3 separate regions of the Homo sapiens genome follow, and all the other regions are linked to region 3. Evidence: read pairs that join two places in POLR2A ChIA-PET (ENCODE). Cell type or tissue: IMR-90. All regions are shown on one strand.

Region 1 (8,000 bases), 390 kb before region 3:
TCAAACCATTTTTCATCTCTCTCCCTCTTTCCTAGTGTTTAAAGCAGGGTGTCTTGAAGTCAAAATGGAAATTGGTACTTGCCGCCCCCGCTTTGTGGGGGCCATGGATGGAGGGGCTGCAGCAGCTCATGGGATGCTCTCTCTGTCATCAGGCAGCCTCCCGATGGGCTGCCTTCCAGGCTCTGTGCTTCTGAATTCCTCTGCAGCGGTTGGCAGGCAGCCAGTGTGCCATGAAGGATTAGATTCTGTCTCTCTTCCTTTTATACACACCCCAAGAGGATTTCCTTCTTCAACTTTTAAAAGACTGGCTCCAACCAGCAAATCCAACAAGTGGGCCCATTTGTGAATTGAGTATCTTGGGAATTATGCTATACAAATAGGTCACAGTTGAATAACCAGTATGTGCAAATTGATTTTTCTCTTTGGGTGGGGGAAAAACCCTCCTAGTTCTCTCTAGGGAAGATTGTATCACCATATAACAACTGTCACAAGGGCACAAAAATGCATTTTTGAGTATGAATGAGTCATCTGTTTCTCTGGGTGCTTCATTTTTAGTTATAAAGTGCGTTGATCATATTTCAAAAGCCTGCTGTATGTTCTTTAAAGTTAGACCCTTTTCTCCATTTGTGCTGAGCAAGTAAAGATTTCCAGCTTTATTCAGTGTGATTATATATTATGAAACCAAAAGGCTATCAGTTATTCCTATACAAAGGCAGTTTGTTCATTTTTGGTAAATACAGATTTGGGCATGTGCCATTTTCCTATATTGTAATTTTTCATGAAAAGAAGTAAAATTTATGAACAGATTTGTCACATTGAGTTGAATTTACTTAACACATGTATAAAATGTTATGTGGAAAAAAAAACACACTAAAACTCAAAGCGCTTTTTCTATCCTGTTATTCAACAACAATCATCAACACAGAAGACTTATGAGACTAAATGTGTGAGAGTGTCTCCCACACACGAAAGGGTATCTCCCCACACACGAAAGGGTGTCTCCCCACACACGAAAGTGTTTCTCCCACACACGAAAGGGTGTCTCCCCACACACGAAAGGGTATCTGCCCACACACGAAAGGGTGTCTCCCACACACGAAAGGGTGTCTCCCACACACGAAAGGGTTTCTCCCACACACGAAAGGGTGTCTCCCCACACACGAAAGGGTGTCTCCCACACACGAAAGGGTGTCTCCCCACACACGAGAGGGTGTCTCCCCACACACGAAAGGGTGTCTCCCCACACACGAGAGGGTGTCTCCCCACACACGAAAGGGTGTCTCCCACACACGAAAGGGTTTCTCCCACACACGAAAGGGTGTCTCCCCACACACGAAAGGGTTTCTCCCACACACGAAAGGGTATCTCCCCACACACGAAAGTGTTTCTCCCACACACGAAAGGGTGTCTCCCCACACACGAAAGGGTTTCTCCCACACACGAAAGGGTTTCTCCCCACACATGAAGTGGCAGACATCTGCTAAGTGTCCCCTGATTCAACTCAGTTCCAATGCTGTCCACCTGGAGACAGCCTCAGACCCCATAAAGTGAAGGATCCGTGCCACAAGACCGCCCCTGACTTCAGACGCCAATCAGTAAGTGCAAGTGGTTTTCCTTGTACTTCTGAGCCCCCCAGCCCCCCACCCTGGCTATAAATCAGAATTCCCACGACCCCATCCTGTGGTGCAATTAATTTGCTAGGGCTGCTCACAGAACGCAGGGAAATACGTTTACTGGTTACTATAAAGGATATTACAAAGAATACAGATGAAAAGATGCATAGAACGCGGTATGGGGAAAGGGGCTGGAGCGTTCGTGCCCCCCACCCACACTGGCCTGTTACTCTCCAGGAATCTCCATGTTATTCAGCTATCTGGGAGCTCCCTGAACCCTGTCCTTTCGGTGGTTTTGTGGAGACTTCATTGAGTAGGCATGACAGATTAAATCATTGGCCATTGGTGATCTACCTTGGGCCCCTCTCCCCTCCCTGGAGATTGGGGGGTGGGGCTGAAAGTCCCCCCCTCTAATCAGGCTGTGGTCTTTCTGGTGACCAGCCCCATCCTGAAGCTACCTGGGGGCTGCCAGCCCTCACATCACTTTGGAGATTCTAAGAATTTTAGGAGCTGCATGTCAGAAAATGGGATCAAAGAGTAAATACACATCGTGGGTGTCTTTGCTACGAAGTAAGCTCTATGATAACTGGGACAGTGTATATCTTTCTGGCCATTGTATTTTTACAGCTAGATGTATCCAACACATAGTTTATATCATTAAATATTTGTGAAGGAAATGAGTGAATGGAAATAATTGACCTTGCAGGCTGCAGTGACTGAATAACTATTGAAAAAAGGTGGATATATTTACAGAAAATAGTAATTTCATTTTTACAGTGTTTAAGGATGGGAGTCACCTCTGTTGACTAGAGCTTAACTCTGCAGTTTAATTTTTTAAGAAGGTCTATGGAGGTAAGACAATGAATAAAGAACATTAAAGAAAATAGAGCTATATCTGAACAACTTGGGGAAAATTACAATAATGGGGAGGTTGGTGAAGGAGGAAATGCATGTGATTGGCTGAGATAGAGCAGCCTCTTTTACTTAAGGTTGCTTGCCTTTTCTTACTCTCTTTTCTAAAAACAATGTCAAGACTCCCAGCTCAAAATGCTAATTTGCATTTGGTTTGGAAAAATATTCCTATATTTTAAATACATGAATTTCTACAGTAAGAACCATTAGAACATATAGAAATTACAGGCAGATCAGTATTAAGCTTCTGCCACACGGTAACTTTATAGCTGATAATACAAACAAATCAGTGCAACCAAATTTTTTAGGGGAGGAATTTAGTAAACTTTGTTCTCAAGAAATGGGAGCTGTCATTCAGAAGATATTCTGTCAGTTCTCAATTTCCAAATGCTTGTGAATTTTAGTCCCTTTTGTGGTTGTTACTAGTTTCTATCTTTATTGAATTGTGGTTAGAAAACATAGTTTGTGTTACAATAGTTCCTTGCAATTTGTTTTATGGACCAATTTTTGTAAATGTGTCTGAAATGAATGCATATTCTTCAGTTAGATGAAGGAATCTATGTCCATTAGATATCTTCCATATATTTGCTGATATTTTGTTTTTACTTTCACAGAGAGTGGTATATTAAAAATGTCCCACTATAAAGGCAAATTTGCCACTTCTTGTAGTTTTTTTTTTTTTTTTTTTTTTAGCTAAACTATTAGCTGTGTAGATGAGGGAAGCTATAGGCTGCTGGTTGATTGAAGTCTCCAGCAGCTGTGATGTGGGGCCAGCATACACTGGCTTGAAAGGGCTGATTGCACGTCTGTTCCCAACTCTGTGTCTAGAGATTTCACGTCCGAAGCTGGAAATTGCCCCCGGTGGTAGTGTGTACACCATGGAAATCAGCAAGTGTCACAAATCAAGGCTCTTTCCCTCCACCCTTCAGAGCACCAATTCACCAGCACACCAGTGCTTCTGGCATAATAAAGAGATCCTCCTTTTCTCTGAAAATGCTTTTTGCCTTATAAAATACTTTGATATAAAAATAGTTATACAAGATTTCTTCTGATTATTTGCTTGAGTTGAGAGCATGTTTCTCTAGGAAGAATTTGATTTGCTTCTGCCAGATATCTGGATGCACTGTCAAGCAGGATTACTGTTTAAATTTAAAATATCGGTTGATTACCAGAAGTGGTAAAATGAGACAGATGGGAACCAACTAGCAAAGCTGCATATGCATCTCCTACGACCCAGCAGTCTCTCTTGAAAGTGGAAGAGATAGATAGGCACACATATGCTTACCCAAGTCATGGCTGCCTAGATCACAATAGCCCTGCACTGGAAGCTGGCCAAGACCCAGCAACAACGAGGGTAGTCAGAGAAATGATGGTACAAATACTCAGTAGAAGACTGTATAGCAATGAGAATGAAAGAGCATCTACTACACACAGGAATTTGGATGAATTAAACGAATGTAATGTTGAGAAAGAAGCCAGATGCAAGAGAGTAAATATTGCATGACTTCATTGAGATCAAGTTCTTAAACTAGCAAAAATAAAACCTTTGTTGTGCAAAATCAGGATACTGGTTCCCCTTTAAGGAGTAGAGTGGTTAGAAGGGGCTACCCAAAGGGCTTCCAGTATGTTGCTAATGTTTGTTTATTGATATTGGGGTATTCAGTTTGTGAAAATTCATCAACTTGTTCGCTATTATTTTGTGCCCCTTTCTGTATGTGTGTATTGTTCAATCAAAATTGAAATTAAATTAACTTGTGGTCTTTGGGGATTCAATATTAATAATACTTCAGGCTCCAAGCCCACATAAATTCTCAGACCCATCTGAATTCTCTGGCTGTGTACTTTGAGGGGATATTCTTTCTTTCCTCCTGGAACCAAGGTGGGATAGTATAGGTTTACTGCCGTCTAGCTTTACCGAGTGGCGTTCTATCCATCACCTGTCTCACCCTGTCATTAATGCTATAGCTTTCTTGAGTCCTGGTTTTATGCAGGGATCTCAGACCTTGTACAGACATAAAACCAAAATTCAAGGTCACCTGAAATTGGTGGACACACCCAGGTCGACTGTTGGCTTAAATGCTGTTTACCTCCCAGGACTCTGGCTTTTGACTTTGTTTCTGATCTTAAAAGATTTAAAAATTTTTTTATTTTCCTTATTTTTTTCCAAGTTCAATCATTCATTCATAAGAGTGGTGCTAATATTTCATCTACCGCTCTTACGTGTTTTATGACAGGAAGTTTTAGACCTCTTGCTGCAATACTGTGAGATACAGAAGTCTTCCCCCAAGGTTCTTTCTCCCTATATTTTTAGGGGAAGAAGGAAGAAAAAGTGAGAAAGTGAGTCACAATCATTCAGTTTTGCTCATTACTATCGATTCAGTTGGTACAAATTCCGATTATGGTAGAGGCTGATAATACAGGAAGCTGGAAGATAAGAATTGAGTTCAAAGAATGTGGTAAACTTTTGAACTGGTAAAATCCTTTTGATCTGTGTTCTAATGGTCAGTTATCTCATCTGCAAAATGGGAGTGGGGCTAGACTAGCTATTTCCTAACTTTGTCTTTCATGTTCGAAATTAGCAAAGTGATTTTAACAATAGCCTTAGGATCCCATTGAATTTTATCTCCTTTATCTAATAATTAATTAATAAATTAATAATTAAATTGTTTAAGAGTTATAAACTAATAAATTGAGTCATAAATGTTCTCTTATTTGTTCATGTGAAGTAATATCTTCTATTATTATAATTTAGCATTTTATAGTACTTAAAACCATTATTTTGCAGTGTCTATAAAAAGATACTGTTTTTTACTTTGGGAAATGGTGGTGATACAATTTGAGTTGAAATGTAACCATCATCACAGTAGCCTAGGCTGTATTACCAGATTTATGTTTCTCATTTACAAATTGTAAGCACTTTTTCCAGTGTGTGTATGTGTGTGTTCCTATTTATCAAGTTGATACATGAATGATAAACAAATGATTATAGTAATACAGTCATAGAACAATGAAATATCTCAGGAATTTAAGTAAAAATAATTTTTTTAAACTACTAAAGTTGTAAAGGGCATATAGTGAAAGACTCATATAAAAAGAATTAATAAACCCAATTTTTAGAAACTCGGTAACTACCTTTTTTTCCTGCACAAAACAAACATTCCACTCACAGATCTGGGGGCTTCAGTTCCATTATTTTGCTGTTATTTCTTTGAGAGAGTGACTCATGAAATTTCTGCTTCCATCGTACTGAAACTCAGAGTTTTGTGCTGTTTAATGAAGCCTACATACTTCTATAACGTTTTGTTTTACCTTCTTGTCCCTCACTGTTTACCTTGGCTAGTGTGTAAAGCTTTTTAACTTATGGCCATGTAATCAAGTTCATTTTAAGGCTGAGGCAGGTAACAAGTTGCCAGAAATATTATTTTTAAGTGCTTTATAGCAATGATCTAATCATTACCTTTATTATGGCATTTAAAAGATAACATATAGTAAGAATCCAAGCATGGAAATATGAGAGCTCTGGATCCTTACCAGGTGGAACTATATGAAATTGCAGCTCAGAATGGTTGAATATTGTCAGTGATATATAATTCTACCTGATGCTGTCTACATAACTCTGGGCAAGTTTCTTCATGAGCTTCAGTCTTGTCTGCTCTAAGTGAGGATACTGCTCAGAGGACGAGTCTGAGGCATAAACATGGTCATCTATTTTATTGCCTTCAAACCATAAGGCATTATAAATATATATTGCCTGAAAATCATTATGCATTTGGTAAAGTATTGTGGATTCTCACTTGCATTTTCACTTTAATCCCTATGGTATTAGTTTCATCTGGAAATGAGGTTTGGATCAGGAGATAAAGACATGTGAGAATATTGGCAAAGCAGGGGCTAGGATGACACACACATACACACAATCTAGGACATTGAAGAAGTCACCTCTTAGAAAAAAAATTAATAGAATCTGGGAGATTTTACACCCAATTTTAGAAATGACTGGGCTGGTCATTTAGACATTTGCTCTCTTCATTGTCACCACCTCCTCTGCCTTCTCATTCACAGATAAAAAGATAAATCCACTCCTGGATAAAGGAAGTTTCTAAAATGCGCACAATGGAATAAAAATGTTTTCTAAAACTCGCCTATGCAGGGAGTTGCTAGAGGCCGCACTGTCCTCCTGGTGCCCGAGGAAGCCTCTGCCTGTCATCTGGCAATGGTCTATGGTAACACTGCTTACACATGGGCTCTGAAATGCTTACGGATGAGTAGTAAGATTTTCTCATACCATTATAAAAAAACTGAAGCCAAAAATAGAAATTCGAGAGTGCAAGTGGGTCAGTATTTGAAAAAAAAATTATATACACACACACACCAAACTGAAGCAAGCTGTAATCTGTTTGGCAAATGTATTGAACTGCATGTGTTCCCCATACATTAGCAAGTCTGAAACAATACCTCTGTGTTAAACTAAAAGATGGACATCAGGCAAGCAGGCTGCACCTGCCCCTAATGGAGCTGGGGGAAAAGACACATGAGTACAGAAGCTGTTGGGAGTGTTTACGGAATCGGGGGCTGGTGGGCGTCTCTGCAGAAGGAGAGCAGGGCCTGTGAAGCGGGTGCCGTGGAGAAGGGCTGCTGTTGGGATGGAGGCCAGCTGCACGCAGGGTGAGGACAAGAGAATGCTGCTCAGGCTCAGGGAGTTTTAGCTTGTGATGTCACAGCTGGTGTGGGCATCACAGATTCCCAGTTTCATGTCTTTGATAAATAATGGCTCAGTGGTTAGTACCCAGCCAGAGAAATTCAAAATAAACAACGTTTTGCTGCCTGTGACACTTCTTAAGATGACCACCGAAAGCACACTTTTATGTCTCATTCAGCCCGTGCATTGCCTACTAATATGCCTCGTATTAGTCACTGAGAAAAAACTCAAATGGCTTGTAGAATGGACATCTAGGAGTCTTGAATATGTCGTATCGACATTCCTAATAGTTTCATGTCAAAGACTATATATTAATATAACAAAGCACAAAACACATTGGGCTGGAAATGATAGTTGCTTATTTCAACTTGTTCGTATGTCATTATATGGAGTACTGATTGAATATACAGAATTTTGGTTAGCACCTTTCATATTTATCAGTAATATCTTGAACTTCTATTGCCCTTCAAACAAAGATTGTCTTTTAAAAAAGATAAGCAGAGAAGGAATAATATAAATGTGAAATGGGTTTTATGTCTTGTTTACCCTTAACCTAAGTGTCGCATAGGTAGAAACATAGCATTTGGAGTCAGAAAGAGCCAAGTTTGAATTTCAGTGCTACCATTTTATAATGATAATGAAAATAACATTGAGTTAATATTTATTGAATGCTTACTGTATGCAAGGCAGTATGTATAGGGCATTATCTACCGTCATTATCTGTATTATCTATATTCTATTACCTATATTATCTATAATCTTATTGTATTATTATA
Region 2 (8,000 bases), 430 kb before region 3:
ATGGATGCTGACGTTGATTCCTCAGTGTCTTGGAATTCCATATCTTGTCTATTATGAGAAACTCAGCAATGAGCATGGGAGTGCAGCTATCTCTTCAGCACACTGATCTCATTTCCTTTGAACATATCTCCAGAAGTGGGATGGCCGGATCATATGGTAGCTCTATTTTTAATTTCTTAACGACTTCCATACTGTTTTCCATAATGACTTACTAATTTATATTCATGCCAACAGAATACAAGGATTCTCTTTTCTCTACATCCTCACCAACAATTATCTATTTATTTATTTTTGAGACAGAGTTTCACTCTTGTTGCCCAGGCTGGAGTACAATGGCACAATCTTGGCTCACTGCAACCTCCACCTCCCAGGTTCAAGTGATTCTGCTACCTCAGCTTCCTAAGTAGCTGGGACTACAGGCACCTGCCACCATGCCCAGCTAATTTTGTAGTTTTAGTAGAGATGGGGTTTCACCATGTTGGTCAGGCTGGTCTCAAACTCTTGACCTCTGCCTGCCTCAGCCTCCCAAAAGTGCTGGGATTACAGGCATGAGCCACCGCGCCTCAGCCCACTTATCTTTTTATTAATAATCACTGCCATTCTGACAGGTATGGGGTGATAACTCGTGGTTTTGATTTGCATTTCCCTGATGATTTGTGATGTTGGGCACCTTTCTACATACCTGCTGACCATTTGTATGTCTTATTTTGAGAAATGTCTATTAAGGTCTTTTGCTCACTTTTTATTTGAGTCATTTATTGTTTATTTGTTGTTTTAGTCTGTTCAGGTTGCTCTAACAAAACACCTGAGACTGGGTAATTCTTAAAAAGCAGAAATTGATGTTCTCAGGTTCTGGGGAAGGGAAGTGTTGGCTCAAGGTGCCAGCATTTGGTGTCTTCTGAAGGCTGCTTTCTCTGCTTTCAAGATGGTGCCTTGTTGCTGTGTCCTCTGGAGAAGACAAACTGTGCGTGTGGCAAAAAGTGGAAGGGCAGAAAGGGCTACCTGTTTCCCTCCAGCTCTTTTGAAGGCACTGATCCCACCCAGGAGAGTGGAGGCCTCATGGCCTAATCACTCCTAAAGGCCCCACCTCTTAATACTGTTGCATTGTGGATTCGGTGCCCACATATGAAATGTGGAGGGGCACAGACATTCAAACCACAGCTCTGTTTTCTTGTTTACTTCTTAAAAATGATATTATTACCAATGCTAAGAAAAAATAGCCAGGCCAAAGCAAGGGTTGAGGTGAAGTTAGGTTTAAGCTGAGAGAACAATCTGGAATAGAAGTAAACACTGAGGTGAGTTGGAGCTTGGTACTTAAAAACAATAAAGAAAAATGAAAATGATGCTGGTAGAGAGAATAGCAACATTCAGCTAAAGCTAGGCAAAGCCTTTCTTTCATGCAATATTAAGACTTTTGTATTTGAACCCGTGAATAACTAGAAAGTGTTGACATACTATAGAGGGGAATTGGCTTGCTGAGTTTTGCTTTTTTTTTTTTTTTTTTTTGAGACAGAGTCTTGCTCTGTCACCTAGGCTGGAGTACAGTGGTGCAATCTCGGTTCACTGTAACCTCTGCCTCCTGGGTTCAAGCAGTTCTCCTGCCTCAGCCTCCTGAGTAGCTGAGACTGCAGGCACGCGCCACCAAGTCCGGCTAATTTCTGTATTTTTAGTAGAGATGGGGTTTCATCATGTTGGCCAGGCTGGTCTCGAACTCCTGACCGCAGCTGATCCACCTGCCTTGGCTTCCCAAAGTGCTGGGATTACAGTCATGAGCCACTGCACCCGACCTGAGTTTTGCCTTTTTCAGAAAGAATGTTCTGGATCTTTTGGGTGGAGGCTAACGAGGGCAGAAGATAATATAGAAACAGTAGTTAGAATCTTCCACAGAGGCAAGAGATGATGTTAGTGTGGACTGGGCTTGAAACAGTGGGATAGAGAACTGTAGAATTCTTCAGAATGACAGGACCAAGTGATTGTTTAGATGTGTGTGTAGGAGAAACATGAGTCTGGTGAATAGAAATGAAAGGCCCAGGGTGAATTCCCAGTGCAATAGTAATAGCATTTTGCTGAGATGGGGGACTCAGCCTTTGGGGAGGGTGGACAATGATGAGTTCCATTATTGACATCGTGTTTGAGGGGTCTGCTGGGTATGGCAGAGCAGTCATCCAGTGCACAGCTGGGCATTAGGGCCTAGAAATCAAGACAACTCCAAGAGGAAGACTTGGGGGAGGATGTTTTGGATGTAAAGATCATCAGTGAAGCTATGGGAATGGATGAGATTGTCTCTGGAGAGTGGATAGAGTGAGAAGCACAAAACAGATCTCCTGGATTTTGAACGGAGAAAATACTCAGGTGGCTGGAGGAGAAGAGAGATGTTGAAAAGACAGCTCCAAAAACAGGACAGAGATGTGAGATAGAGTTTCCAGATGAATCATATAATAGTGTCTTGTTGCATGTGAAGGAGTGTGCGCATGTTGCAGATCTCATGAAACAGCAGGTGGTACTGGCCCAGCAGGGCAGAGGAGTTGGCCCCGCCTAGGCAATGTCAGGCAGAATGCAGGTCAAGGCACTTTGTTCCCAGCCATACAGAATCTTCAATACCAAAAGTGCCTCTGCCTATCTTCCATTTCCATCACTAAGGAGACAGGCAGGCCCTCGCTGAGACTGTGAACTCTCTGAACTGCTGGAGTGAATTGTGCCATCCGCCTTTGGCTTGTCCTTTCTGTTTTTTCACCTCCCCTGATATCCCTGCCCCTAGTGCAGCTCCTATTTAATAGTTAGCTACAGAGATTCCTCTCGAGTAAACTAAGACAGGCAATATTTACAGTTATTTACTTTTTTTTTCTTTTGGAGATGGGGTCTCACTTTGTTGCCCAGGCTGCAGAGCAATGACGCGATCTTGGCTCACTGTAACCTCCGCCTCCCGGGTTCAAGTGATTCTCCTGCCTCAGCCTCTCGAGTAGCTGGGATTACAGGCACCCACCACCACCCATGGCTATCTTTTGTATTTTTAGTAGAAATGGGGTTTCACCATGTTGGCCAGGGTGGTCTCGAACTCCCGACTTCAGGTGATCTGCCCACCTTGGCCTCCCAAATTGCTGGGATTACAGGCATGAGCCACTGCACCCGGCCACGTTATTTACTCTTTATAGAAAATGTGCTTATGCCAAAGTGTAATTTTGCAGGTTAAAAAATATTTCTTAAATTTCTTTAGTAATGGAACACCAATATTTATTTTATTTTAAATTTGTAAATGAGAACAGTAGGTTATTGGGACAATGGGGCCTTTGAAAACAATTTACCTTTCAAAGAATGCTCAAGGCATTGGGTAAGAACATATAAAAAATGTCCCTTCCCAGCCTCCCCATTTGCCTAAAGAGGTTGTGGTCTGCATGCAGGCCTGAGGGGCTTAATGCCAGGCTCTTGGCACACATGGCCAGCTGTGGCTACATTTTACAGCCATCCCTTTGCTCTATCCCCTCCTTGCTTCCCCACTTTAGCTCTCCTCATCTTTTCCTCCCACAGGCCATCTCTCTGTCCCAAGATTCCCAGATGCACACTTCAGAGAACATTCTCCTGGAGTTTTACTACTCCTTTGAACCCTGGCTGGAACTTCTCACTCTTCCAGGCTAGGAGGCTGGCCTACTGCTCCAAGGATGCCTGGACTGTGAGAGACAGAGGGAGGCACTGGGCAGAAACGTAATGCCCTTTGTAAAGCTGAGGAATCTCAGGTTAAGATCTGGATATGACAGCTGAAAGGGGAGAGAGGGAATTACAGTTAATGAGAATTGCATCAGAAGATTTTACCTGCTTACATATGGGCAATTTGTGTGTAGGTGGGTAGGTGTGACTGGGGAAAACAGGAGATGAGGTAGGGTGGCTGGGATAGTTGGTGCCAGGTTGTCCAAGATGAATTAAAAAAATGCATGCTTTCAGATTTTACATATTAGCCTGGATTTTGGATATTAGAATATAGAAGAAAAGCAAAACTTCGTTGAAAGTAAAATTGTTTTGTCATTAATGTAAAATCTTTTTAACATATATGCAGAATAATTATATAGATTAATATGTTTTCATATCGTACTATATAGACAAAAACACATATATCTAACATTATATGAGTTGCCTCCATGCACATATTACACCTTTGTTCAATTAAGAAATTTCATATTTGCTGGAACTACTACCTCTTTCTCTGCCTTCCATCGGGAGCTTTCTTGAACTGTCATCTTTAAACACCTGATTTTCAAGGCATTGTCTATGGAAGGCACCAAAGCAAAGGTCCGCCTTCTTTTAACAGGTCTCTAAGGTCCACCTTCTGTTAACAGGTCTATGATCAGACAGTCTGGGTTACTAACAGGCTACTCTGACTTTTTTTTGAAGTTGACTTGCTTGAGAAAGTGATGTTAAAGCTAAAATGAATTATTAAACTCTTTTTTTTTGTAATCTTAAACAACCTAAAAGAGAAATAATTCACAATGTAGAAAGAATGCGGAAGAGATTCCTCAGCTCTACAGAATGGTTGCCATGGAGTGGACCATATTTGCCTTTTGAAAGCCAATCTTTCAATTGCATTCATCTCTGACAATAAATGTAAGGCTTACACCAGTGAAGAGAGTGGAGAGAGAAAAATGAAACCCTTTGCCAGAGCTAGGCTGGACAGCTGCTGGATTTTTGTAAGGGATATAAGAGTTTACAAGAAAGTGCCCCTCAAAGAATGAAATGCTTATATGAACATTCTTTGTCGATGAAACTCTTTAAGAAAGACCCACTGCTAGAATCCTGTAAACTCCATGTGCAGAAACAGATGCAGGCGTAAGTGACACTATTTCAAGTCATCTAATAGATCCTTGAAAGCAAGAACAGTGCAATAAAAAATCTATTTCTATTTTCCTTTATAAATAATTCATTTCTATATTTCTCTTTTCAAATAATGCCATGACTGTCCACAGCCTTGAACCTTCCAACCCCCTGAGAAGACCTGGACTGCTCTCCTTGATGGACTGGTGCTCCTCATTTCCCAGGGACTGGAACTGAAACTATAGCCTGGGTGCTTTGAAACAGGACAGATTTCCAAGCCCCTGTCCAGGATTCTGATTTAGCTGGCCTGGGATGAAAACATGGATCTGCATGTTTAACAAACAAACCAGTGGATTTTTAACATGGGGTTTAGGAAATTATACAAAGTATACACTCTCCTAGGGCTAATCTTGTTATTAATTATTGTCAGTTAAAAGCATTTCTTCACTGGAGATGAGGAAAAAACCCAAACTTAAAGCGTCAATAAAACTTTCAAATAGAAGATTATTTTTAAATGTTTTTCTTCTAAATTTCAAGTCTGCTATTCCAGATCATTCTCATAATCAAAATCATGAAGTCATCAAACAAATAAAATCTCATAATCGAAATTTAATGTTCTTCATTCTACTTAGAATCAGAGAAAGGCTGTGAACAGCAGGTAAGACCTAGTCACTACAGTGTCTCATTGTACCTTCTGGCTCCAGCTCCAGGACTGAACACACACAGCCAATGTTCAGAATTATGATTCTGGAATTCCACAATGTTCTGGCAGTTAAATCATTGTGGGTGTCCTTAATTATTTCTTTAGGCTGAATTCCTAAAAGTGGAATTTCTGGGGCAAAAGCTAATGTTTAATTTAAAGGCTTTTGTTTGTATTGGCAAACCAGAATATTTAATCATGATCATAATAAAACCAAACTTAGGAATGCTTACAGTGCACTGAGCTCTGTGTCTCAGTCTTGATGACAGCATTTCAGATTGAGTGTTATCATCATACCCATTTTAAAGATGGTTAGAAAATAAGGCTTCGTTGGGCATGGTGGCTCATGCCTGGAATCCCAGGACTTTTGGAGGCCAAGGCAGGAGGGCTGCTTGAGCCCAGGAGTTTGAGAGTAACCTGGGCAGCGAGACCTGGTCTCTACAAAAATTAATAAATAATCATAATAATAAAGATAAAGGGGCTTAAAGGACTTAAAATATTGACGAAGGTCATATAACCAGTAAGTAAGAAAACCAGAAGTGGGACTCAGGCCTTCCTGATGCCAAACCCTTGTTGCTAATCAGTAGCTGCCTTTTGAAAGGTTGTGCTAATTGGCACACTCACCAGAAGCATATGAGAATTCCTGTTTCCCCACACCTTAACCAACTTCGGATGGTACTTTTCTTTTTTTTTTTTTTCTTTTTTGAGACGGAGTCTCGCTCTGTCCCCCAGGCTGGACTGCAGTGGCGCCATCTCGGCTCGCTGCAAGCTCCGCCTCCCGGGTTCACGCCATTCTCCTGCCTCAGCCTCCCGAGTAGCTGGGACTACAGGCACCCGCCACCACCCCAGGCTAATTTTTTCTTTTTTTCTTTTTTTTTTTTTTTTTTTTTGGTATTTTTAGTAGAGACGGGGTTTCACCACGTTAGCCAGGATGGTCTCGATCTCCTGACCTTGTGATCTGCCTGCCTCGGCCTCCCAAAGTGCTAGAATTACAGGCGTGATTCAATTTCTACATGGTTCAATTTCTTTTTTTCTGACCCATGAATGTGTGGTATTCCACAATCTAAGTTGTCTGTGGTTAAGTAGGACACTGAAAATTTTTTTAATATGGGTCATTCATGCTTTGAAACACATTATTTCTTCTTTTTTTAAATTTTACTTTAGAAGTGCAGAACGTGTAGATTTGTTACATAGGTATACGTGTGCCATGGTGGTTTGCTGCACCTACAACCTGTCATCTAGGTTTTAAGCCCCTCATGCGTTAGCTATTTGTCCTAATGTTCTCTCTCCCCTAGTTCCCCACTCTCCAACTGGCCCCAGTGTGTGTTGTTCCCCTCACTGTGTCCAAGAAACATATTATTTCTTGAAGCTTTTACATATATCTGAATATTGGAAATTCACACAATTTTCTCCAATCACAGTACATCACTTGTACATAAACTCTACCCTCCAGAAAAGATTTTGCTGTGCAAAGCTATTCTTTGAGGACAGTGTAACGAACTATATTAGCTTAGCTTAGGTCTTAGGTATACTTTACCAAAGACTAAATTTATTCTCTACGTGGTCAGAAATTAGAGTGTCAGGAATCATAATTTTATCTAATTTCCAAAATGAACTAACAATATTTTCAGTAAACTTTATTTCACTACATTTTGATATACATTTACATGTTTATATTTTACAGATAGATGCTAACTGAATTATTTTAAAGACCAGGTATATATTCCTTGAAATAATGTCGGAAACTTTTGACCCAATAGTTCAATTTCTGGATGTCCATTCTAAAAAAATTCAAAATCTAGGCAGACATTTTGATTGTTACTAATGCTATTTGTAACAACGGGAAGCTATGAACTCTGAATACCTGATTGTATGGAAGTATTTAACTATGGTACACTGGAGTATTGAGCTATTGATCCACTTAGAGAATATTTAGAATATAAGCTCCCTGAGGAAGATCATCTTGTATAGTTTGTTCTCTCCCATATCTCCAGTGTGCAAAAGTGTTCATCATGTACATGCACTCCACAAGTACTCGTGGAATTGATGCCCCAAAATAGGGGCTTAGCTCAGGAGGGTTCTTGGCTTTGCTCAGGAAAGAATTCAAGGACATGCCAGTAGTGTTAGCAATCTTTTATTGACTGGTACTGCTCCTAGTGGAGCAGGGCTAACTCATAGGCAGTGGGCCCAGAGTCAGCAACATATGGGCTATTGGCAGCTATATTTACACTCACTTTTACACACTTCAATTCTATGCAAACTCAGGGGCAGGTTAATGCAAATTGAGGAGTGGGTTATTTAGGATGTTCCAGGAAAGGGATGGTAACTTCTTGGTGGTGGCCATGGAAGGGATGGTAACTTCTGGTTTGTTGCCATGGCATTTGTAAACTGTGATGGTGCTGGTGGAAGTATCTTATGCAACTAAGCAATGAGGGCAGCCAGGGATCAGCCTCTCTGCCATCTGTTGGTTTCTGCTGATTTCTTCAGTTTCTCCTCTCTG
Region 3 (8,000 bases):
GGGGTGACAGTGTCATCACATGTGAGAGAGGCTGTGGGGGTGACAGTGTCATCACATGTGAGAGAGGCTGTGGGGGTGACAGTGTCATCACATGTGAGAGAGGCTGTGGGGGTGACAGTGTCATCACATGTGAGAGAGGCTGTGGGGGTGACAGTGTCATCACATGTGTGAGAGGCTGTGGGGGTTCAGGTGTCATCACATGTGAGAGAGGCTGTGGGGGTGACAGTGTCATCACATGTGAGAGAGGCTGTGGGGGTGACAGTGTCATCACATGTGAGAGAGGCTGTGGGGGTTCAGGTGCCACCACATGGGAGACAGGCTGTGGGGGTGACAGTGTCATCACATGTGAGAGAGGCTGTGGGGGTGACAGTGTCATCACATGTGAGAGAGGCTGTGGGGGTGACAGTGTCATCACATGTGTGAGAGGCTGTGGGGGTTCAGGTGTCATCACATGTGAGAGAGGCTGTGGGGGTGACAGTGTCATCACATGTGAGAGAGGCTGTGGGGGTTCAGGTGCCACCACATGGGAGACAGGCTGTGGGGGTGCTGGGTACCACCACATGTGAGAATACAGAAAACACAAAGCCGTCAGCTACGGAGAATTAAAATCAAATTCGCATAGCTCTGTACTCTTTCAGGGGATGATTCTTGGCCTATTTTAAATATTCTGAATTAACTTTTTCATTTCCTACATTTTTTCCCTGACACAAGCACATTCCCTTAGAAAGAGAAGAATCATACCGTATCTCTATGGAGATAAATATATTCCTTGGTTTAAAACAAAATCCTTTCTTTCTTCCTTATTTCCTTCATTTCCTTTCTCTCCCCCTTCCTCCTTCTCCTCCTCTCCATCTCTTTCTTTCTTTCTTTTTTTTTTTTTTTTCTGAGATGGAGTCTTGCTCTGTCGCCCAGGCTAGAGTGCAGTGGCACCATATTGGCTCACTGCAACCTCCGCCTCCCAAGTTTGAGCGATTCTCCTGCCTCAGCCTCAGAGTAGCTGGGATTACAGGCACCTGCCACCGTGCCCGGCTAATTTTTGTATTTTTAGTAGACATAGGGTTTCACCATTTTGGCCAGGCTGGTCTCGAACTCCTGACCTTGTGATCCACCCACCTCGGCCTCCTACAGCGCTGAGATTGCAGGCGTGAGCCACCGCGCCCGGCCTCCATCCCTTTCTTATTATTATTTTAGCTGAGCAGCCCTCAGGCGAGGGTGTCATCTGCGCAGCGGGAGGCAGAGTCTGAGTTAGGTGCATGGTGGAGTCACACTGCCAGCCGCTGTGGACCGTGGGAACGATGCCTGGCAGGGTAAGGGTGGCAGGGGTGCAGCGTGGGCTGTTGGTGATTGGGAGAGGAAAGACGGCATCCACAAAGGGTGTGACGGGGTGATGCCCACGGAGGGTGCTGAGGGAGATGATGGCTTTGACAGGCGTTGAGTACCTTTATTGGTACTCTGGTGCCGAGAATCACCAATATGGAAAAGGAGAAAACTGGGATGAACCCGTTAATGTTGGACTGGAAATGGAAATATCGTGTGGATTTCAATAGAGAGATAAACAGATACTATAATTACATGCAATATAATTCATCTGTTTCCTAGTTCTGTCCTCTGAGAGTCAGAGAGAAGTGACACCTCAAGAGCAGTCGGCACATCTTTTCCGTGGTCTGTAAATGCCATTCTCCACTGAGAGGACTCATGGCTCCTTGGAGAGCTCGCTGAATCCTGAGCTGGGGAACGGAAGGTACAGATGGGCCAGAAACACCTTTTTGTATGGGAAGATAAGAAAATGGTCCCGAAATTATAAAACTATGTTGAGAAGACATTGTCAAATCTGGGATCATTTGATTGTCAAATAAGTAATGACAGTGACAGATTATAACCAGTTGAATAAGATGGGAATCCATGAGTCTATGCAGATATGAATGAATGAATGAGAGAGGTAAAATATTTTCCTTTTATCTCTGATTTAAGCAATTCAGCAAAAACATCAAGGCATGTAAAACATGTGGGTGAAAGTTAGATGAGGTACAAACTACTTGGATAGTCTCAAGGTACCTCTGCACAAAATACTTCCAATTCCAAAGGTAGAAGAGAATAGATTTACTATGAGGGAACCTGGAAGATATGACCTTAATCCAGTGCTCATGTTTAATATCACCAGTAATGGGACAAAGTGCATTTGTTTGCAACCTGAGGGGACACAATGAGGAAAACATGGAATCACTGCTCTGATATTTCTGCTCAAAATGCTCAACTTGCATCTGGACATGAAGAAAAATCACATAAACCTAAATAGGAGGACACAGTACAAAATACCTAGCCTCTAATTTTCAAAAGTTTCAAGTTTACACACCAGTCAGGTAAAGAGGGAGAAGGCATGAATCCAGCCTGAGGGTAACTAAACAGACATGACAACTGTATTAGTCCGATTGTACATGGCTATAAAAAACTCCCTGAGACTGGGTGATTTATAAAGAAAAGAGGTTGAATTGACTCACAGTTCTGCATGGCTGGGGAGGCCTCAAGAGACTTACAATCATGGCGGAGGGGGAAGGGGAAGCAGATGCCTTCATCACATGACAGCAGGAAAGAGAGAGTGAGGGAGGATCTGCCACACTTTTAAAGCTTCAGATCTCATGAGAACTCCCTCCTATCACGAGAACAGCATGAGGGAAACTGCCCCATGATCCAAACATCTCCCGCCAGGTCCTGACACAAAGGGATTACAATTTGAGATGAGATTTGGATGGGGACACAGCCAAACCATATCAACAACTGAATATTAATATAACTGGATTCTTTCTATTGGAAAAATGGTGAAGCTTGAATCAACTATATGGATTAGATGGTAGTAATATACCCATTTGACTTCCTGATTTTGGTGGTTATATTATGGTTATGTAGAACGATGTCCTCATTTATTAGAAATTTATACTAACATATTTGGGAGGTGATGGGGCATAAGGTTGCAACTTAATTTAAAATGATTTTAAAAAGAAAGAACTTCTTGTACTATTATTTTAAATTTTGTAAGTTTAAAATTATTTTAAAATAAAAATGTGAATACATACACAAAGAAGTGCAAACAAAATCGGAAATTTGAACAAGATCTGTGGGTTGTATGAATTTCACATCCTAGCTATAATAGTGTACTATTGTTTTGCAAAATGTTACTATTGAGGAAAATTGGTTAAAGGTATAACAAAACTTGTGTATCATTTCATGCAATTGCATGTGAATCTATAATTAGTTCAAAAAGATTTTAATTATAGAAAATAGTTTTAAAATGTTCGATTTGAGGGAACTAGCATTGAACGAGCAAAGCTTTTCAGTGAATCATCATAACAGTTCTATGACATTTCACATTATTTTATTCAATACACAGACTAAGAACATAAAGGGAGAGAATTTAAGAAATATGCTTAAGACTTGATTGTTATTAACTAGAATGAATGAAATTAGATTAAAAATGTCTGGGTCTACAGATAGAATAAAATATTCCAAATATACTCAATTACCATTACTGATGAAACTAATAAATGCATAATTTTTGTCAAATAAAGTAGATCTAAATTTTTTTAAAAAAAATAGGTACTTAGTTCTCTGTGCAGGTTATGAGGGTAAATAATTTTTATTACTAAGATTCCACAGAACCTAAATTTCAATATGAACCTGAAAATAATATTTTCGTAATTCACCTACAAACAGACCCAACCTCTAAAAGTTCATAAGGAATGACTTTGGTATTTTCTTGGCAGAAATTGCAATTTTATAAATCAAACAGTTAGCAGTTGACATGAAAATACTTAAGAAAAATATAGAAACAGAAATAAGACGTGAGAATAGATGTACTGATTACCTAAGTAGGAGATTCTGTCCTCTAAAATTAGCTCACTTTTAGTGTTGGACACATGTGATAGGCTGAGGGAAAATAGATTCTTCTTTAAGAACATGGAACATCATTAGGCAAATTAAGTTATTGCTGGTTATCTGCTCTCTGAAAAAAAAAAAGGCCCCTATTCTAACACTGGAACTCCAGATGCAGCTCATGGAATCAGCATGTGTTGAACTAAACGTAGAGCACATGACAGGTGAGAGCTGCTGGGAGACGTAGGGAATGGCCACGCGTGGGAGCAAACAATGAGACCAATTCCTCTTTGGCAATAATAAACAGTCTTGTTTGTCTGAGACGCAGTCTCACTCTGTCACCCAGGCTGGAGTGCAGTGGCGCGACCTCGGCTCACTGCAACCTCCGCCTCCCAGGTTCAAGCGATTCTTGAGCCTCAGCCTCCCAAGTAGCTGGGACTACAGGCGCGCACCAGGATGCCCAGCTAAGATTTTTGTATTTTTAGTAAAGGCAGGATTTCACCATGTTGGCCAGGCTGGTCTGGAACTCCTGATCTCAAGTGATCCGCCCACCTCGGCCTCCCAAAGTGCTGGGTTTACAGGCATGAGCCACCGCGCCCGGCCAATAAACAGAGTCTTAAAAATGTAAATTCAAAATCATAGGGAACATATTTCCGACTTATCTCTGGCCGCAGTAAAGAAAACAACGGAGATGGAAAAGCTCAAGAATGCAGTCAGCTTTCTCCATCCACCCTGACATACAGTGTGAAATATGACTGACTGAAGCTCCGCTTTCAAGATAAAGGATGATCGTCACAACGGCTAGTATTTGTGGGCTTCCCGTAGTTGTCTAGAGTTACCAAGTGGCAAGTGGCTGCCGCGAGATGAACGCGGAGTAGCTTGGCCGTAAAGACCATGTTCTCGGTAATTAATTAGTCCTTTGTGAGCAGTTCAGTACAACTTTGAAATGTATTTACAAACTTCAGAAGTTATAACAGATTTTTGGAAAGGACACTATTATTTAAACTGTAAACGGATCTTGCTGGAAATCTATAAAGACAGTTTGGATGTATTTACACTGACATTTAAAAAATATCTTTTTTTTTTTTAACCAAAGGAAATTCTTTATTGTAAATAAGATATAAAGTACAACAAAAGAACTATTGTGCAAATTGTAAGTCATAAGGATTTTTTTAATTAAAACTTTTGTTTTCTAAGGATCCAAGTTTTGATGTCAGAAATCTACACCCAATATACAAAAACAATGTTAAATGGGAAGATATAGTGACATTTTTCATTACATATTTTAAGCAATTTACTTTTGTTTTGCCACTGTGTATATCATCCACTATATAACAGAATAAAAGAGAAATACTGTTAACAAAAGCAAATGTTCTAATAATAATTTTTCTACCCAACTACCTCCACATTCCCAAAAAACTCCTACAAATTAACAGGACAACATTTGTAATTTAATTGCTTTGAAGCATAGCTACGATTTGTTTTTGCATTTTTGTTTTGAAAGTTTAACAAATGACTGTATCTAGGCATTTCATTAGCTTAGAACTTTAGTTTGCCTGCAGTTTCTTGTGCAGATTTGAAAACTGTATACCAGTGTGTTTTCTGTAGACTCTAAGATACACTGCACTTTGTTTAGAAAAAAAATCTGAAGATGAAATATATATTGTAAAGAAGGGATATTAAGAATCTTAGATAACTTCTTGAAAAAGATGGCTTATGTCATCAGTAAAGTACTTTTATGTTATGAGGATATAATGTGTGCTTTATTGAATTACAAAATTAGTGACCATTAAAAAATATCTTTGTGTACTTTGCTGGCTACATCTCAAGGACTTTTTTAAATCTTTTGGGAATTATAGTTCAAATTTCCATATTTTTCTACCAAGTGTAAGGATATAGCTGGGCTATTCTCATATTAACATCCAGACCTCCTAAAAGCATGATTAACTGAGAGATTTAAACCAATGTCCTTTTTCTGCTCTTTTAAGACACAAAAAAACTTGAAAGAACTATATTTAGTGTCTACTAGAATCACTATCCAGTACATTTAAATAATGCACATTTAAATGAATAATATATAATTTAGATCAAAATTTTTTTTTATGTTAAGTGTGATTAAATACATTTCCCCTAATCTTCAATTATTATTCATGTTGATTTGCTCCTTCTTGAGTAAAGCCAGCTCACACCAAATCATTACTGGGTTATCCATGATTTTATGGCACTTGTCACTGGCTCCTCATTTGGGAATTAAGGTACCTTACTCAAGTATCAAAAATTTTACAGCCCTTTCTCTCTATCTTCTGTAGACTTATTATCCCTCTATTAAGAGAGACATAATTAATTTCTCTTAGAAACTCTCAGTACAAAGTCATAACTTACATTCCAAGTTCTAAGCTTTCTCTCCGCTTTGACTAATTTTTATGTTGTAACAAAAACTATGCAGCTGAACAATATAATGGTCTGAAAAAAGTGACAATATTTTTAAAAATTTTATGCAAATGTTATTTGCACAAGAATTTTAAAGTTTTCCTCTTAATGCAGTCCCCAATCAGATATTCCACAAATTGATTTTTACCTTCCTCTCCTATTTAAGAATAGAAATGTCTTAATAAATTGAAGTATGTTAAGACACTGTGAGAGTCTCTTTAAAATTGTTGTGTTCAAGAAAAGGATGGGCCAGGTGTGGTGGCTCACGCCTGGTATCCCAGCAGTTTGGGAGGCCAAGGCAGGCGGATCACTTGAGGTCAGGAGTTCAAGACCAGCCTGGCCAACATGGTGAAACCCATCTCTACTAAAAATACAAAAAAGTAGCCGGGCATGGTGGTGGGCGTCTGTAATCCCAGCTACTCGGGAGGCTGAGGCAGGAGAATTGCTTGAACCCGGGAGGCGGAAGTTGCAGTGAGCCGAGATGACGCCACGGAACTGCAGCCTGGGTGACAGAGTGAGACTCTGTCTCAAAAAAGAAAAAAAAAAACGGTGAAGATAAAATACTTAGGAAAAAAAACTTAGAGATGCTGCTAGACTACTCACTAGATATTATTATACAATTATTGGAAAATAATTTTCAGACTGACAAATGTTGACTATATTTTGCCAACGAATCCAGCTGCAGGGAGAATCCTGACCTGCTGACAACATAGCTTGCAAGTTTACTGCACAGTGCTCCATTTTAGCCCCGCCTCCAGGAGGTGCCGGGTCTTCGGCGATGAAATTATTCAAAAAGTATGTCTGAAATGATTCATTCTTTTCCCCTTTCGTTTGCTTTTGAGGCCCCTTTTCTTAGCAGAGAATTTAGAAAAGTCAGATTGGGATCAGGTACTGTGATGCAAGGGCCTGGTCTCTTCAGTTCTGGTTTAGGCCTTAACAGAAAGGACAAGTAGAATGCTTGAGGCTTTCACAGTCAACCAGTTCAACCAACATTTGGTGACCAGATAGGATTTGAGGGCAGAAGCCCAACCAGGAACAAATAGTTTTATTTGTTAGAGTATAGCCTGCATCCCATCCTTTAGAACTTAAGAATAACCAACAGCTAAGTGGGGAGGTGAGTTAGGTATGGCCGAGGCAAGGGGACAGCATCCAGAGAAGTTAGCCGGGTGTTACCCCAAATCTGGGCCATAGTGGACAGTTTTCCATGTTCAGTGTCATTAGTTGTTTTAATAACAATTGTCATGATTAATGAAAAATCCTTCATTAAGGAAATGCTGAAATGTGTCTTATGATCTTATTCCCCTAGATTTTAGATTGGGATCTCAGGAAGACAAGAGGTCAATATTACTCTGAGCAATTGCCATCCACAGGGAAATGGATACACGAAGGTGATGGGGAGCTGATTCTGGGCTCCTCAACACCAGCAAGTAAAGATAACCCTTCCCCGCATAACGTTAAGTCTCTTCTATTGATAAAGAGTGTGTCAGGGAATTTTAATTATCTATTGCATTAGATACTTATGAAACTTTGTAGAAAAACAAAATACTTGTGCACATGAAAAGAAAAGGTATTTGCATCCTATAAATTTCTATTTTAATTTTTGCTAGTATTCATGTTTGTGTATTTTATACTTTTAATGTGTTGAAACATACATTTTTATTTTGACTTTTGCAATTCATGGTAATATTTATGCTTCCATCTAC

What was found. ChIA-PET counts read pairs that join two places held together with the same protein. Peaks named below come from ENCODE experiments on the same cell type or tissue, not always from the same donor. Only the 100,000 strongest peaks of a DNase experiment are listed, where the experiment ranks them.
Region 1: POLR2A ChIA-PET joins it to region 3 with 7 read pairs; 1 of 35 experiments calls an interaction of 5 or more read pairs at or near these places.
Region 2: POLR2A ChIA-PET joins it to region 3 with 5 read pairs; 1 of 35 experiments calls an interaction of 5 or more read pairs at or near these places.

What each region holds. Positions count from the first base shown.
Region 1 is chr4:186,820,303-186,828,302 of GRCh38, forward strand. No RefSeq gene overlaps it. Among named protein-coding and RNA genes, the nearest start is that of FAT1, 100 kb to the left of the region's middle. In IMR-90, no CTCF peak of the experiment used is centred here; DNase peaks (open chromatin) are centred at 199 and 3,939; H3K27ac peaks cover 617 bases.
Region 2 is chr4:186,785,217-186,793,216 of GRCh38, forward strand. No RefSeq gene overlaps it. Among named protein-coding and RNA genes, the nearest start is that of FAT1, 65 kb to the left of the region's middle. In IMR-90, no CTCF peak of the experiment used is centred here; DNase peaks (open chromatin) are centred at 4,685 and 7,985; H3K27ac peaks cover 1,905 bases.
Region 3 is chr4:187,214,411-187,222,410 of GRCh38, forward strand. No RefSeq gene overlaps it. Among named protein-coding and RNA genes, the nearest start is that of LINC02374, 16 kb to the left of the region's middle. In IMR-90, no CTCF peak of the experiment used is centred here; a DNase peak (open chromatin) is centred at 4,621; H3K4me3 peaks cover 365 bases; H3K27ac peaks cover 556 bases.